3 separate regions of the Homo sapiens genome follow, and all the other regions are linked to region 3. A link is a loop called in an ENCODE intact Hi-C map of the cell type or tissue named here. Cell type or tissue: dorsolateral prefrontal cortex. All regions are shown on one strand. Region 1 has its middle 32 kb from the start of NAV2-AS5. Region 2 has its middle 16 kb from the start of NAV2-AS4. Region 3 has its middle 110 kb from the start of E2F8.

Evidence for each region. Peaks named below come from ENCODE experiments on the same cell type or tissue, not always from the same donor. Only the 100,000 strongest peaks of a DNase experiment are listed, where the experiment ranks them.
Region 1: a loop joins it to region 3, with 11 times the contacts of the local background. A loop is called at or near these places in 3 of 110 quality-filtered maps.
Region 2: a loop joins it to region 3, with 2.7 times the contacts of the local background. A loop is called at or near these places in 2 of 110 quality-filtered maps.

The regions. Positions count from the first base shown.
Region 1 is chr11:19,472,291-19,477,290 of GRCh38, reverse strand. It overlaps a transcript of NAV2 not described here. Among named protein-coding and RNA genes, the nearest start is that of NAV2-AS5, 32 kb to the left of the region's middle. In dorsolateral prefrontal cortex, no CTCF peak of the experiment used is centred here; DNase peaks (open chromatin) are centred at 1,651 and 2,250; H3K4me3 peaks cover 1,243 bases; H3K27ac peaks cover 2,797 bases.
Region 2 is chr11:19,537,607-19,542,606 of GRCh38, reverse strand. It overlaps a transcript of NAV2 not described here. Among named protein-coding and RNA genes, the nearest start is that of NAV2-AS4, 16 kb to the right of the region's middle. In dorsolateral prefrontal cortex, no CTCF peak of the experiment used is centred here; a DNase peak (open chromatin) is centred at 2,480; H3K27ac peaks cover 1,302 bases.
Region 3 is chr11:19,343,489-19,348,488 of GRCh38, reverse strand. It overlaps a transcript of NAV2 not described here. Among named protein-coding and RNA genes, the nearest start is that of E2F8, 110 kb to the right of the region's middle. RefSeq lists a silencer at 2,037-2,106 and an enhancer at 3,117-3,196. In dorsolateral prefrontal cortex, a CTCF peak has its summit at 1,988; DNase peaks (open chromatin) are centred at 2,008, 2,718 and 3,308; H3K4me3 peaks cover 2,491 bases; H3K27ac peaks cover 901 bases.

The DNA.
Region 1 (5,000 bases), 130 kb before region 3:
TGCAGAAAACAGAGAACAGCAGAGTTGGACATAAAAGGCCCATAAATATGACAGGTTTTATAGGGTTTGCATTTTTTTCTTAGCAATACCCTCATCAATGCTTATCTGTCAGCTTTGCTAGAGAGCTGCCTGAGAACCTGACTTTACCTTGGGAAGGGTTTGGATAGTCTTATCCAAAAAAATCATTTCGCTTGACCCAAGACTGGCCATATTTATCTCCTTGTGACCAGGTGTGGGGGCAAAGGACCCCTTGGGAATGCAATATGATGGAGGGTGGGGCTGTGATAACCCCTCTCCTTTAAGCCTCCCACCTGACACCTGAGGGGGCCATGAAGAGGAGAGGGAGAGTGGAGGGTGGGAGAAGGAAACCACATAGGAAGGTGGTAGAAACTGGGGCTGCTGGTCCAGGGCAAGATGCCCTGACCCAGGGCTAAGTACCGGGAGGACCATCCTGGGCACTGAGCTTTCATGCTGGCAGGAATTTGGACATCACCTTTTGATTCCCCAAGTCTAAGCAAGAGAACACTAGTGTCCCAAGAGGCTCCATGAAATAGGCTTTCCTAGTAAATTCATTTGGGAAACAGATGCACATCAGCTTGGAAAGTCCTGCACACAGCGATTGACTTGTTCTGTCTAACATGTGCTTCCCGGTGTATTGGATCATGGATCCTATCATGTTCCACAGAGCTAATGTTACTCAGAACATAGTTCAGGGGGAAAAACTGCCCCCCACCTTTTTTTACATGTGAGGGTAGTGGCATCAAAGTGGAAGAGAGTGCAGGAATGGCTGCTTAGGATCAGATCAGTTGGTAAAAAACTGAAATCAGGATCCAGGCCTAGAGGTTCTAGCAGTAGCCCAGTGGTTGGCAATACAAATACCCATAGGAGTAAGGCAGGCTGGCTATAGGGGAAAAAAAAAAGTCTCTTGATGGTCTAGCTTGCATTATCTTACATCTTAATAATGTTGGGGGTTTAGAGAACTATTTTTGACTGTAAGAGAAACAATAGTGTAAGAATGGGCCGGGTGCAGTGGCTCACGCCTGTAATCCCAGCACTTTGGGAGGCCGAGGCAGGTGGATCACAAGGTCAAGAGATCGAGACCATCCTGGCCAACATGGTGAAACCCCGTCTCTACTAAAAATACAAAAATTAGCTGGACATGGTGGCGCGTGCCTGTAGTCCCAGCTACTCGGGAGGCTGAGGCAGGAGAACTGCTTGAACCCAGGAGGCGGAGGTTACAGTGAGCCAAGATCCCGCCGCTGCACTCCAGCCTAGTGAGTAGAGTAAGACTCTGTCTCAAAAAAAAAGAATGGCATGCTCTTAAGGGCAACTGACACTCGACTTCAGGCAGAAAGGTCATGGTGAAGACTGAGGCTAACAGGAATGCCTGGAGCCAAGGGGCAGCCACTTCGTGGCTCTTACCATATGAACATGCACGACAAAAGTTGTTGGTTCTTCTGATTTCTCAAGAAAGGCAGGACAGACCGATTTTTATGGCACATCTCCTGAACAACTATTTTTTTCAGGCTGACTTTTATCTGCACGTCCTCATTTTCTCTGTGGGACATTTTCCTCTCCATGGATGGCCAAGCACTAGGCACTCTCTGGCAGTGGTAGGCAGAACCAGGCAGGTCAGCAGGAGGTGGAGATTCCCTTCCTAGTTTGCTTTGCCTCCAGGGATTCCCCAGAGAGATAAATTGGGACAGCAGCGGCTCCACAAACAGCAGTGTTCAACATAAATATTGCCAGGTTTGAGCTAATGTGATACCAGCCTGTAATCCAAACAAAATAGACCATTGTCCTGTGATTATTTCTCCCCTGGACAAAAGCCTCTGAACACTTGGCCTCCCATTTTTTTAAACTCTCTATTTATGGGCCATGTTAATTTAATTCAGCAGCTCCGCCTTCCATGTGGCTCAAAGGCAGCAGTATTTGCATTTCATGATTTCAAAGCCTTTCTGGTCTGCTGGGCTTCACTGAAAAGAAAGGCTTTGTCCTCTTCATTCTGAGAAACAAGAGGACAGAAAAACCACCCAAATCCTTTGACGTAACACAAAACATGCCCAGCAGCTACACACGCCGTTGCTCATATATCAGAAAGAGAGACTCAATCCCAGAACACCTGGAATGGTCCGGAATCATCTGTCCTTAGCCTTCCGGCTTTCCCCAGATGCAGGCTGTGACCAGGGAGTGGAGAGACCTCCCCTTCTCTGTGGCTGCTGACCCAAGGCCCAGTGGAAAGTTGTCTAAGCAGCTGGCTGGGCATCCTGAATGAGACAGTTGTTCATTTGACCAACTCATTCCCCACCACCCACCACCACTAATGGAGTACTGGGCACCAGGCTGGCAGCTTTGTAAAGCTTACCGCGTCTCAGCCTTGCAGCAGATGAGACGGGGCTTGTGACTGCCACTTCACAGATGGGGAAACTGAGGTGTAGAGAGGCAGAGTGATTTGCCTGAGGTCTCAAGACCTCCTGGAAATAAAAATAAAGGATTCTCTTTGGACAGCAAAGCTGGCTTTTTTCATCGGTTCTCTGGAGATGACTTTGATTTTTAGTCCTGTGAGCAATAATGGATTTCTATTTTTCTTTTTTAATATAGATTTTTTAACTGTGCAAATAATCCATGAATATATTGTTTTTATACAGCATTACAGATAAGGCTTGCAGCTCTATAGATCACCCTCATCCACTCCTTCACTCCATTGCTACACTTAAAAGCCTCACATGCTCTCCTGTCCTCTCCAAAGGCAGCTGCTAGCATCAGCGCCCACAGTAGCCTTCTTTTGTTTCCTGTTTATAAACCATACATTTTCTATGGCTACACATACGTGTATTGTTTGATGCTTTCTAATAAAATTGTATCATAGTGTACACATCTTTCACACTTTCCTTATTACAGTCAACATTTGGAGAATACAGAATGCAGCAGATCAAGAACTTTCTCAGTCTTTCTAACATGCCCCAAAATACAGCCTCACTATGGTTCATTTAGCGTCTCATTGTTTTCACTCTCACAAACGATGCCACTGGGCTGGCCTTGCATTGCTTCTTTGGACACATTTACAAGTATTTCTTCAGAGCTGACATGAGAAGTGGGATGGCTGCAGGCAAAAAGGACTGCTGGTTCTCATACCCTTCTACTTCTTCCATAGGCTAGAACCCCAATTTCTTAGTTTGGGTTCCCTGAAATTATTTCTGGCACAGAGCAATGAAGACCAGTTTATGGGACAGTGCTCTAGAGAGGGCTATGTGTAAGGAAATGTCCAGGACTAAAAAGAAGGAATAGTGGGCCTGCAGGCCCCAGCGGACCTGATGAGGACCCCTGGAGCTAGAACGACCCTTCAGAGTTGTCTCAAATTCAGCCAAGGAGGTCATAACCTTTTATGTCAGCATAAGGCAATTCTTGGCAAAAATGGTCTCCTCCGGGAAGCTTGAAACTTCGGGCAAGTATAATCTTGGGTGAGACAATTCTTTGTGGCTCTGAGGAATAATCAGAAAGGGACAGAGTTATGTACTATCAGTCATCAGTGCTCTCAGCAGCTGGGGGATAGGCCTATCAGTCCTTAAGAGGGGACCTGGGTGAGGCACCACAGCATCCCATGCACCCACTTCCAGTGTGACAGCCAGAAGAGCAACTCCATTTCCAAGCCTCCCTCACAGCTATATGCATGACACTGGGTTCTGATTGACAGAACATGGGCAGAAAGGTGAAAAACTTCCAGGTTGTACCTTAAAGGGAAGGGGTGTGATCCCAAATCATTTCGCTTTTGCAGGAAAGGAAAGTGAACTTCAGTGTCATTTAAACCAATTTTACTTGGAGTTTCTCTGGAAAAGAAAACCTGAAAGTATATGCTGACTTACGAATTATGAGGTCATTGGATATGCACTTTTAAATAAATTTAATAATTATGATACTACCAAGCCTCTCCCCCCACCCCCTCCTGCAGAGTATGAGCATGGAAATGACTTTGTACTCATCCATCTGTACCATCTAAAGCCTGAGCCTATGTCTGACCTATCTTCAAGAGTTCTAGCAGCAGATAAGGGTTTGATCAGACTCATAGAAAGAAGCAAGCTTAACTTGGCAGGAAAAAGACCCAAGTACACCTGACTAAGCCACATAGCTTCTGGCTTCAGTTGGCTCTGGCCACCAGAAAACATGGCTGGGAAAATCAGCAAGGACTAAAGAAGCTGTATGGGTCTGAGGCAGAGCTCTGAACTCTGGAACCTGGGCTCCATCCATTCCTGGCATGGCTGCTCTCTCAGGAGCCTTGGGAAGTTCCCATGGATCCTCTGTCTTCTCATCTGGAAAATGGTGCTTGCTGGCCTGCAGCACAAAGGATGGGATCTTCACCCAGACCTGGCAGACCTCCAGTTAATTGTGGTTCTTTAATGCACTGCACAGCCAAGCTGCTGGGGAATCCTATTTGTGAGTAGACAGCACCAGGCTTGGCTGCCTCTGCTGAGTAAATGATGGTTTTACCACTGAAACTTCAGGCAGTGCTTCATCTTCCCGGCAACTACCGCTCAGTTTAGTAGCACCGCCTAAATCAACCAGGAAACAAGCCTTGGGGAAACAGCATCAAGGGAGGAAGGTAACAACACTTCCTGAGGCCTGCTAGGGGCCAGGAGTTTACAAGTATCATCCCATTTAATCTTCTTGACAATCAGTGAGATCTAACTCTGACTACACAAGAGGAAATGAGGACCCAAAGTGATTAAGGAATTTGCCCAGCCTGACAGCGTGAGGCTACTACACCCGCCCTGTATTACTCCAGGCTCAATAATAACAGCATTATTACTCATAATAATATTAATGACTTATATTTACATGATACATCTATTATTGGTATCGTTCTAGGCACTTTACATGTATCAATTACTGAATTCTCGGGACAACTCTATAAGGTAAATACTCTATCCCCACTTTACAGATGAGGAACCTGAGGCACAGAGTGGTGAAATAATTGTCCAACATCACAGAGCAGGTAGAAGTTG
Region 2 (5,000 bases), 190 kb before region 3:
ATAATAAAATCTACTTCATGACTTGTTACAATGAAGTGAGACAGTATATATGGAACCCCTCAGTATAGAACCTGACCCCTAGTAAATACTCCACAAATGTTAGCTATTCTTACTCTGGGCAGCGGAGCAAAGTGCTTAAGAGCTCGGGCTCTGGAGTGATCCTTCCTCAATTCACTGACTCCATCATTTACTGCCTTGGGGCCATGAACAAATTCCTTAAACCCTCTATGACTTGTTTCACTCATTCTGAGAAATGGGGATAATCGTATTATAGTATCTACCCTAGAGGGTTATTATGAAGATTAAATAAGATAGGCATGGAAGATGCCTAGCATAGTGTCTGGCAGGTGGTGAGTGTTCCTTAAAGGGTACCCATTATTAGCTCCATATGGGATCAAACTTGCCAAGAATTGGACAACAGCAGTCAGGTCTGCACAGTGAGAGAGTGAGCTCCCCGTCTGTGGCTGTGCTGGGCCAGAGGCTAAAAGACCATCTGTTAAGGGTGGGTGGAAGGGATTCCCATATGAGGTCAATGGTGGGCTTTGCCGACCTCTAAGACTCTAACTGTCTTTTCCGTGCTGTGACTCTCAGTGTGAATTAGTAGAGAAGACACTGACTCATCAGTGCAGCAAATCAAAAGTGGAAAAATTACTTTCTAGCTTAGTTTTAAAAATCAAAGCCCCTTTCCAGCCAAAGGCAATTACAGACTGATCCACAGTAAGGCAAGGCATATTTCAATTGAAAAATGGCATCTTCCTAGTCATTGCCATATGGAGCCAGGACACCAGGTGGCCCAGGGCTGAGACCAATCACAGGGTCCAATTGGAACTAAATAAAATGACCCCCTGGAGGAAATGGCTCCAGCGAGGCCCACAAATCCCCATGACATGTCATTTTGGCATGTGGCATGTCCCACATCAGCCTGGGCCTATGCTCTGCCTGATGCCCGAGGCCCTGTCCCTTCTCTCAAGTGGGTCAAAAAGATAAGGGGCCTCAGCTGTGAGTACATCCCCTGTGTGGGAGGAGGAGACCACAGGCACAGTGGAGGAGTCCTGGCCTCAGCCTGCTCCTGTAGAAGGCCCCAGAGACAGCCAGAGTCACATGGGTTGTCATTTGCCAACCATCGGCTGGCAGTTCCCAAAGATGGGCCACATGGCCCAACGCCTTCATCTATATTAAAACTCTCACTTCCTAAATTTCGCTCCATCCCAGGACAATCATTTCAACACAGCCATTCTGTCTCTCCTTTCCTGTCTTCTAGAACAATTTGTCTTCTCCCTGCCATGGGAAAGCAGGTCACATTTTTGGTAGAAAGGGTGGGATAGTAGATGCCGGAAGATGGAGCCATGTGCTGTTGCTATGATTCCCTTGCCACCACCCCAAATCCAGAGCAATGGTCAACTCATCTGCCTCCACTTCTGGTTCCAGTAGCAGTGAATGCAAGAACCAATTACATGTATAACTTCCTCTAGGTAGCATCTCTCCTCCTCATAATAATATAGTTTAGCATTTAACAAAGTCTAATGTGTTTTATGCAAACATTTAAAAAGACAAATACTTGAGAAGTACCAAGTTAAGCAACATTAACAGGATTCTTTCCTGCAGGATTTCTCAGAATTGTTTTCTTTTCTTTTCTCTTGTATTCTCTTCTCTTGTCTTGTCTTCTCTTCCCTTCCCTCCTTTTCCCTTCTCTTCTTTTCTTGTCTTTCTTTTAAGAAACAGGGTTTTGCTCTGCAACCCTGGCTGGAGTGCAGAGGCACAATCACAGCTCATTTCAACCTTGCCTCCCACCTTGTGATCCTTCCACCTTGGCCTCCCAAAGAGCTGTAATTACAGTCATGAACCACCACGCCTGGCCAGAGCTTTTAAAAAATAAACTAAAGTGCATTGGGAATCTCCAAGAAAGGGATTGGGTCAGGGGGAGCAGCTACAGCATTTTCCAAGCTTTGTCTCAGAGTGTCTTGAAGGAAACACACTTTGGGAAAATAGCAGAACTTGGAGCATGGACTTTGGAGCTAATAGCCCCTGCAGGGGATGGGGAGGGTTGGAGGGTTAAATCTGGGTTCTGCAACTTACCAGGTGTGTGACTTACTTTAGGCTGCATTTTGCTGCATTTAATGGGAATGGGAATGATTATAGTTACCTTGCAGAATCACCATGAGTACTTGTAGTTACATGCACAAATGTATATAAAATGTTTAGTGCCTAGGAAATAGTAAGTGGAGAATAAATGGATGCAATTATTCTTGCTGATGTTGTGATAATTTTGTTGTGAAGAATGAAATAGAGAAGGGCCCTTGGGCTTGTCTTTAGAAAGAGTGAGGAGCAAGGAGGAGAGGAGCTAGAAGACCTTGACGGCAACCAGTCTTGGTGGGACATTAGGAGCAGCTCAGGGACAAGTTGCCACTGAAGGTGGGTGGTGGCAGCCACTGCAGGAGATGAAGGCAGGCGGGGCCCCCTGGCTCTGCAAGCTAACAAAGAAAGGGCTTTTGGGGCTCAGTCTGGCCCTTCAGGGATGGTGGCTAGGAATATTCAATCGTGTTTACCCCCTCAGTTGCTGGGAACAATTGTCCCTCTCAGTCAGCCTATTGTCTCCAGTAAAGCAGGCACATAACTCCCATTGGCACTGATGGGATTATGTGCTCCTATCGGGACAGAAACAGAGCCCAAGCTTGAATAAGAGATGGGGAAGCAGTGGGTCCCCCTCCACGACCTATCTCAATGCAGCCATTCGTTTGATTATCAGCTGAACACAGTGAGGCCTCTTTCAAGAGAACTATTCAACCCTGAGCATTTGTAGCCTGCCTGCTTCTTGATAACTTTTCAGAGAGTAGGACTGATTGCATCAAATTCAGTATGCAATGAAAAGGCTTCAAAATGTCCATGACATTCGATCTTGAATCAAAATGGCAGCTGATAATGGCTTTCCAAATGGCTGTGTTGTCTCAGTGGCCTTCAATCTTTTTGCTCCCATCCCCTAAGAAAAAGAATGTTGAAAAACATTTGGACTCTTTTGCACATTGTTAAACGACTCTCTAAAACTTACCATGATGTATGTACCTAAGTTTACTTTGTGTTAACAGGGAGTGAAAAATTGTATACATTCTTACAATGAAATAAGATTAATATTAAATATAATTAGAATAAGTATTTCACAATGTGATTAGAAAAAAACACAAGCCTGAGCTACCCTAATTGGATAAAGCACACCACAAGGTTTGGGATGGAGGAGGGATCTACTTTTTATCAAGTGGGAGAAGGGCCTCTGTGAAACCTTCTTGGACAGATCTTCTTCTTGGATAGATCAATTTTGAAAACGAGTAGACAAACAAGTTGAGATCTGGAAATAGATTCCCTTCAACTATTCATGCCTGCACACCCCTTGGAAAATCTTCATCTACCCCCAGTTTGAAGACCATTGATCTAACTGATCGTAATGAGGCTCAGTACGTAGAATTAGAGAAAACTGTGACGTTGCAGAGGCAAGGCTGCCTGGGCATCACAGAACCATTTACAGTTCAGGGGAAGGGGAGAGGGATGAGAAATGACAGAGGGCTCTTGCATTACATTTTTAGCCATACTGTTAGCAAACATTTACCAAGTACCTATTATATGCCAGGCTCTGTTCTAAGTATTGGAAATATTGTATTGAACAAGACAAAGTCCATGATTTGTGGCCTTTAAATTATAGTGGAAAGATATATATATATATATAAAATGTCATTATCCTGGTTGTGATATTGCACTAAAGTTTTGCAAGATGTTACCCATTGGAGCAAACTGGGTAAAGGGTACACAAAATCTCTCCATATTATTTCTTACAATAGTATGTGAATCCACAATTATTTCAAGATTTAAAAAGTTCAATTTAAAAAGATACATAAATAAAACACAAACACATAGACTATGACACTAAAGCATAAAAAAAAAAGAAAGTTATAATTGAAAAATAAGTCTGGGCCTGGCAGCTAACGCCTGTAATCTCAGCACTTTGGGAGCCTGAGGTGGGAGGATTGCTTGAGCCCAGGAATTCAAGATCAGCCAGGAAAACACAGTGAGACTCCCATCTTAGCAGAAAAAAAAAAAACAAAAACAAAAGTTAGCCAGGTGTGGTGGTGTGCACCTGTAGTCCCAGCTACACGGGAGGCTGAGGTAGAAGGATTGCGTGAACCTACGAGGTCCAGGCTGCAGTGAGTCATGACTGCCCCACTGTACTCCAGCATGGGTGAAAGAGCAAGACCCTGTCTCAAAAAAAGAAAAGAAAAAGGAAACAGAGGAGTGTGCTAGAATAGAACAGTGAGCTTCCACAGATTCACAGCTCAGGGAAGAGGCAAAGGTCAAGCTCAATGATGACAATAGCCACCTGGGCCAGGCCACTCTAGAGATGTGTCACAGCTTGGCTGCGTTATTGGACCTCACCAGGATCCTTCCAATATCAATGACATTTGAAGATATAGGAACCAGAAAAAACAAACCAAGAGAGTCTATTGGACTGAGCTGCTTTCTGTCTGGCATTTTCTTATCAGACATGCTGCAGAGCATAGGTGCTGCAGAAGAAACTGTGAGTAAGGAACCCAGGTCTGAGTTCTGGACTCTCCTTCTCATAACAGTCATGTGACCTTGGTAAGTTACTCATTTCTTTGGGACTCAGGTGCTTTCCCTGCAAAATGCATCACCTAGGCCAGTCCTTCACAAATATTTCACCTCTTAATCCTCATGATATCCTATGAGGCAGGTGCTATTATTATTTCCATTTTACTGATAAACAAACTGAGACTTAAAAACATTAAATAACTTGCCCAAGTCACAATAAAGTAGCAGAGCAGGGACTGGAATCCAGTTCTATTTTATTTAAAAAGCACTTAGACTAGATCAGATATACCTGTGAGATTGTGTCTAGAACTAAGGAAAGCCAGTCTGGAAGTGGATAGTAAAGGCGACCATATCTAGAATACACTTAAGAGCAGAAGCAAAAGAACACAGTCCACTTGGTGGCTGCT
Region 3 (5,000 bases):
GGGTCTAAAACTTGAACCCAGGTCTGACTTCAAAGTTCCTGCTCATATCCATGCTGCTCTGGAAGGAGTACTGCTGTTTGACTTTTCCCAAGCAGGCTGAGTTCAGAATCTACACTTTTCATAGCTACTGGCCCTCCTCATGAATAATAATAAAAGAAAAAAAAGTCCGGTGCCAAAAAGGGTCTCCTGCTTGGAAGGCCTTCTCCATCGGGGCTGCCTCATTGACAGCTCTGGGCTTTCTCTGTATCTGAGAACAGCTCTGCACTCTGTGCCAGGCCCCTGTGCTGGAGCTCCCTCCCGGGTGAGACCCTGTCACATCCCATCACACCAGCCGGCGCACACGCCCCAAGTGCACATGGGGACAGACGCTCTCGCCACAGAAATACCTCCCAACCAGCAGGAAGTGGGAGGATGTTCAACACCTCCTGTGAGCCTTTTGTTTTTTTCTAGGAGTCAGTCTCCACCAGTTCTGGGGCTGTTGCTGTCCTTGTGCTGGAGCCAGAGGGGAGAGAGTCACAGGAGAAAGAGGAGAAGCAAGGATGCTGTTGTCAGCTAGCTAGCTGCCACATCCAGTCTATTTCCTGACTGGGCAGAGGGGACTTCAAGAGAGTATGCCCTGATGTAAAAGCTCTGGTTTCCTACTGCCAGAGAAATCTCAGGATGTTTAAATACACTTGAATGAAAATGAACTGAAAGAAAGGACTCAGGGAACATTTAACTGAATTGTTGAGAAATGAACATGCGTGCTGGATTGATCCCTAAATGCAGCAATGGATCAGCAGCTTCTCCTCTCTGTGTCATAAGTCAGAACTGAGCGGCTGCAAGGGAAAGGAGAAAAACAAGAAGGCCTGGCCAAACTGCACCATAAGATGAGTGGGGAGCATTGAGGGCAAGCCCTGGCTTCTCCTCAAAGTTCATAAGACAAGCCCACTCTTACTGAAGATCTTCTGAACACACTGCCAAGACTTTTTCCTGCCTGGTACAAACAGCCTCCAAAAGGCTTCAAACTCCCATTCCACATCTGCCCAAATCCTTCTTCCTCTGGGCAACCACCCCGGGGGTGGGAGGTTGGGTGGGACGGAGGTTAAAGACAGGTTTGGAGATATAGCCCAGTACATAGATGGTACAGGAAAAAGCTTCCTAGTCTTAGAGGTAGAGGCATCCTTCAGAGGGACCCGCTGAAGTCCCTTCCTGCAGTAAAACTTCATTCCCTGTTAAATGCCAATTTAGGATTCCAGGTGCCAGACAAGTCACAGGCCAGGCCTTCTTAGGTATAACTTACTCCTTCTGCTGTGGGTGTTGGAATTGTGAGCCCAGCTTTGGCAAAATATCCTTAGATTTTCCCAAAGTTTGCAAAATCAGGCAATGCCCCTTTGGCCTTTTCCTCACTCCTGTCCCTCTCTCCAGTGGCTGCCGGGACTGGGGAAACTGTTTTTTAAATCTGGATTAAAGGTTGGAGGGTTGGGGGCCTGACCTGTTTCATCTTATACCTGGAGTTAAGCTTCTAAAAGAAGGGTGCATCTAAAAGAAGGGTCTTTCCAATGGTCTAATTAACACTTATCACCAAAATCGCATTTTTAATTAGCCCTTGGTGTCAATAGGGGAAACAGAAGAGCTTCTTGGAAATCTAGCTTTTCATTAATCAATCAATAAATAAGTTACATAAGAGGTATGAAAGAGAACCAAGGAGGCATGGTGGTTTCTGGGCTGAGTTTCTAATCTAGGGGCTTTTTTGCTTCCAAAGGGAGCCCGTGAGCCGGCCACTTCTGCTAAGCCACAGGGGAGGGAGGGCAGACCCAGCCGCCAACCCTGGCGCCTTTATCTGTGCACTGCGAGCGAGCGGAGCGTGCTCCCGCCTCTTCCCTGAAGAAAAGAAAGGATCACACACAAAAATAAGTCACTAGGGCCCCAGCTGGGCGACGCGGGCTGCCACCGCCGCCGCCTGAGTCCCTTTGCAGGCAAGAAAGGAGCCGGCTCAGCGGAGCGCACACCCGGGAGGCACCGCGGCTCCCAGTGCTCGGGCGCCCCCTCCCCGCCCGCGCCCTAGCCCGCCGCCCGCAGCTAACCGGAGCGTGGGAGAGCGAGAGCCAGGGGAACCGCAGGCCTGGCCTAGTTGCCCCCGGCTTGGCTCGGATCCGATCCACCTACACCACCCCCACCAACACATACACACGTATGGACAGACAGGCACAGCAAAGAGGCACAGACCGACACAAGCACAGCAGATACTCGCAGACATGCAGACAGACACACATACAGACTTACAGACGCACATCCATATACACAGATCACAGAAGCTCAGATCACAGACGAGGAAGCACGCCTCCACAGAGGGACCCGCGCAGACAGGTACTGGACCTACATTCGGAGACAGACGTAGCTAGAAAACAGAGGCGCAGACAGAAAACACACGCGCTCATAGATACACCTAAAGACTAGCACACAGAGAGGAGGACACACAGACCGAAAACACAGAGACGCCTACAGAAGGATCCACAAATAGCGGTATTCAGACACAAGAACCTGGAGAGGGCGTTCACAGACACCCATGCCAACAGCAAACACAGAGGGACCCAGACGCGGGGATACACCCAGAGACACAATCACGCAGAGGGGAACCCACAGAGACACGCAAACAAGACAGTCAGAAACACAAGAACAAGCACAGGAGGTGGCACAGCCTCAGGCACGTACGCCCAGAGGGACACACACCCACTCCGGATAGGGGCGTGCGCAGTGTCGCTGGAGGCCGGGAAAGTGCGCCCCCGAGCTCGCAGAGCAGCCTCGGAGCACTGCGCCGGGCGCCCAGCCCCGCATCTGCTGGGGAAGAGTTTCCCAGCGCATCTGTGAACAAGGGCCCGCCGGCCGTCATCGCGCACGGGTGGCTATGCGTCCGCTCGCCCGGTATCTATGCTGCGGCCGGGTGGCTTGAGAGGCCCTGGCCCTCGGTCAGAGTCCCGCAGCAGAGGTGTGGCCCCCGAGCCTCTCAATGAGGGGCCGGCCCTCTCCCCAACGGCAGTCCCCACCCTGCTCTGGACCCCGGAGCTCAGCACAGAGCATCCCCAAGTCCTCTCCTCCTTGCCCACCCAGTTGCACCGCAAACTTTCCCAGGCCGGTCCCGCCGCCGGGCAGTCCAGCCAGACCCGACCTGGGGGAGGCAGCATAGGGGGTTCCTACCTGCGCCCACACCGGCTTCGCGGAGCCGCCTCCTCCAGCCGGTCTCGCACTGCACTCCGGCCCGCGCTTCTCAGCCGCGGCCGCTGCCGCTGCAGCCGCTCCTTGCCCTCCCGTTACCCGGGAAACCGCCTCCTCCTCCCTCCCGCCAGCCAACCAGTGCAGTTCACATGGCGCCTCGCTGCCAATCGGCGGCCTCGCCACCCCGGTCCCCTTCCAGGGTCCCGAGCCCTTTCCCAGGCTAGGGGACCAGAGAAAGAGAGAGGGTCTCTCCGGAGCTGCTGCTATTCAATGGCAGACCTGCCAGGCAGAGACATGCCAATCATGCCTGCTAACGCCCTTCTTCTGTGGGACAGACGCACCTGACACTTTAAGGAAGACCTGCATCGTTGGACAACCTGAGTCAGAAGATGCCTCCGGGCACCTGGTTCAACCTCTCACTAAATCCAGGAATCCCCTGGACAGGATCCCATCAGGGAGCTGTCCAGCCTGTGTCCAAACACCTCTCTGGATGGAGCTCTCTGAAGCTCCCAAGACGGTGCTTATTGCCTTCCTGATTGTAGAGCTCTGGTTGACAGCAAGCTCTTTCCAACACTGAACTGAAATCTGCCTCCATGTCAAGACCCGTTTGTGATTCTTGGACACGCAGAACAAGGATCCCTGGGCCAACTAACAGCCAGACCTTCTGTAACCTAGAGGGCAACACATCCTATCCCCAAGGTTACCCATCTCCGGACAGTTATTCATTCTTCTTAGCTTACCCAGGGCCATTTTGGAATCTGGGAGGCTTGTGCTCCCCATGTCCCTTATCTCTCTTTCATGGAGTGGCCTAGTACGTAAGTGCCCACATGAGAGGATATCAGGAACCCAGTACTGCAAATAAGACTTGAACTTCTGAAAAAATGTTCTCTCCTCTCCTAAGTTAAGGTCAGGTCCAAAGAGTAAAAGGGGAGGCCAGGCATGTCTGGAGAGGCACTACCGTGGACATTTCTCTCTTTCCACTCCGCCTCCGATCCTATCATCCAATCAAAACTTGCCCCACCACACAGGGTGCCCAAGGTGAGAAAGCAAGAAGTCCTATTGGTCTTGGCAGGAGAGAGTCCTGGCCTTTCCAAAGTCTCCAGGGGCCACCAGGCTGCAGGGCCTGTCCATAGCCACAGGCAGATCTTTCTATACCACCGTCTGGTGAAGACCAGGTGGGTCCAGCATTCTCAGGGTGTTATGTACACAGACACCCCATTAGAACAGGAGCTCAAGACACACACCAAAGCAGAAGGCCAATCCTGCTGCCGGGCCCCTATTTGGGATGCAGGAAGAGATTGGGGCTCAGGAAGGGAGCTACACTTGTCTGGCGTCAGAGCAGGAGGGATTGATGAGGACCAGACAGTACCCAGCTGGATCTCTGCCAGATCCAACCATCCCTCTCCAGGTCTGGTTGTAGGAAGGGGGCCCAGCTGTAGGATGAGGGGATGGCAGAGGTGAGGGAATTGCAGCTGGGCTGGAAGCTCATGCTCACTCAGAAACATTCACATATATTACACTCCTGAGCCCTGTCCCAGAGGGGCCCATTGAGACTGCTCACAAGACAGAGCTACAAAATAAAACCCATGCTCTTTCTGAGCCAGTCAGCTCAGAGAGGCTTGCAAGAAAGTCTCTCTGAGCTCATGCAAGGAAGAAAATCAGTAGGGTCATGGTAGGGAAGTGACATTATGAACCCAGTCATAAGGAGTGTGATATAGTTAGAAGAACACAGACCTGAGTTAGACAACTTGGGCTGAAATCCCCTCTCCACCATCATCAGCAATGTAATCTTGTCTCTGAACCTA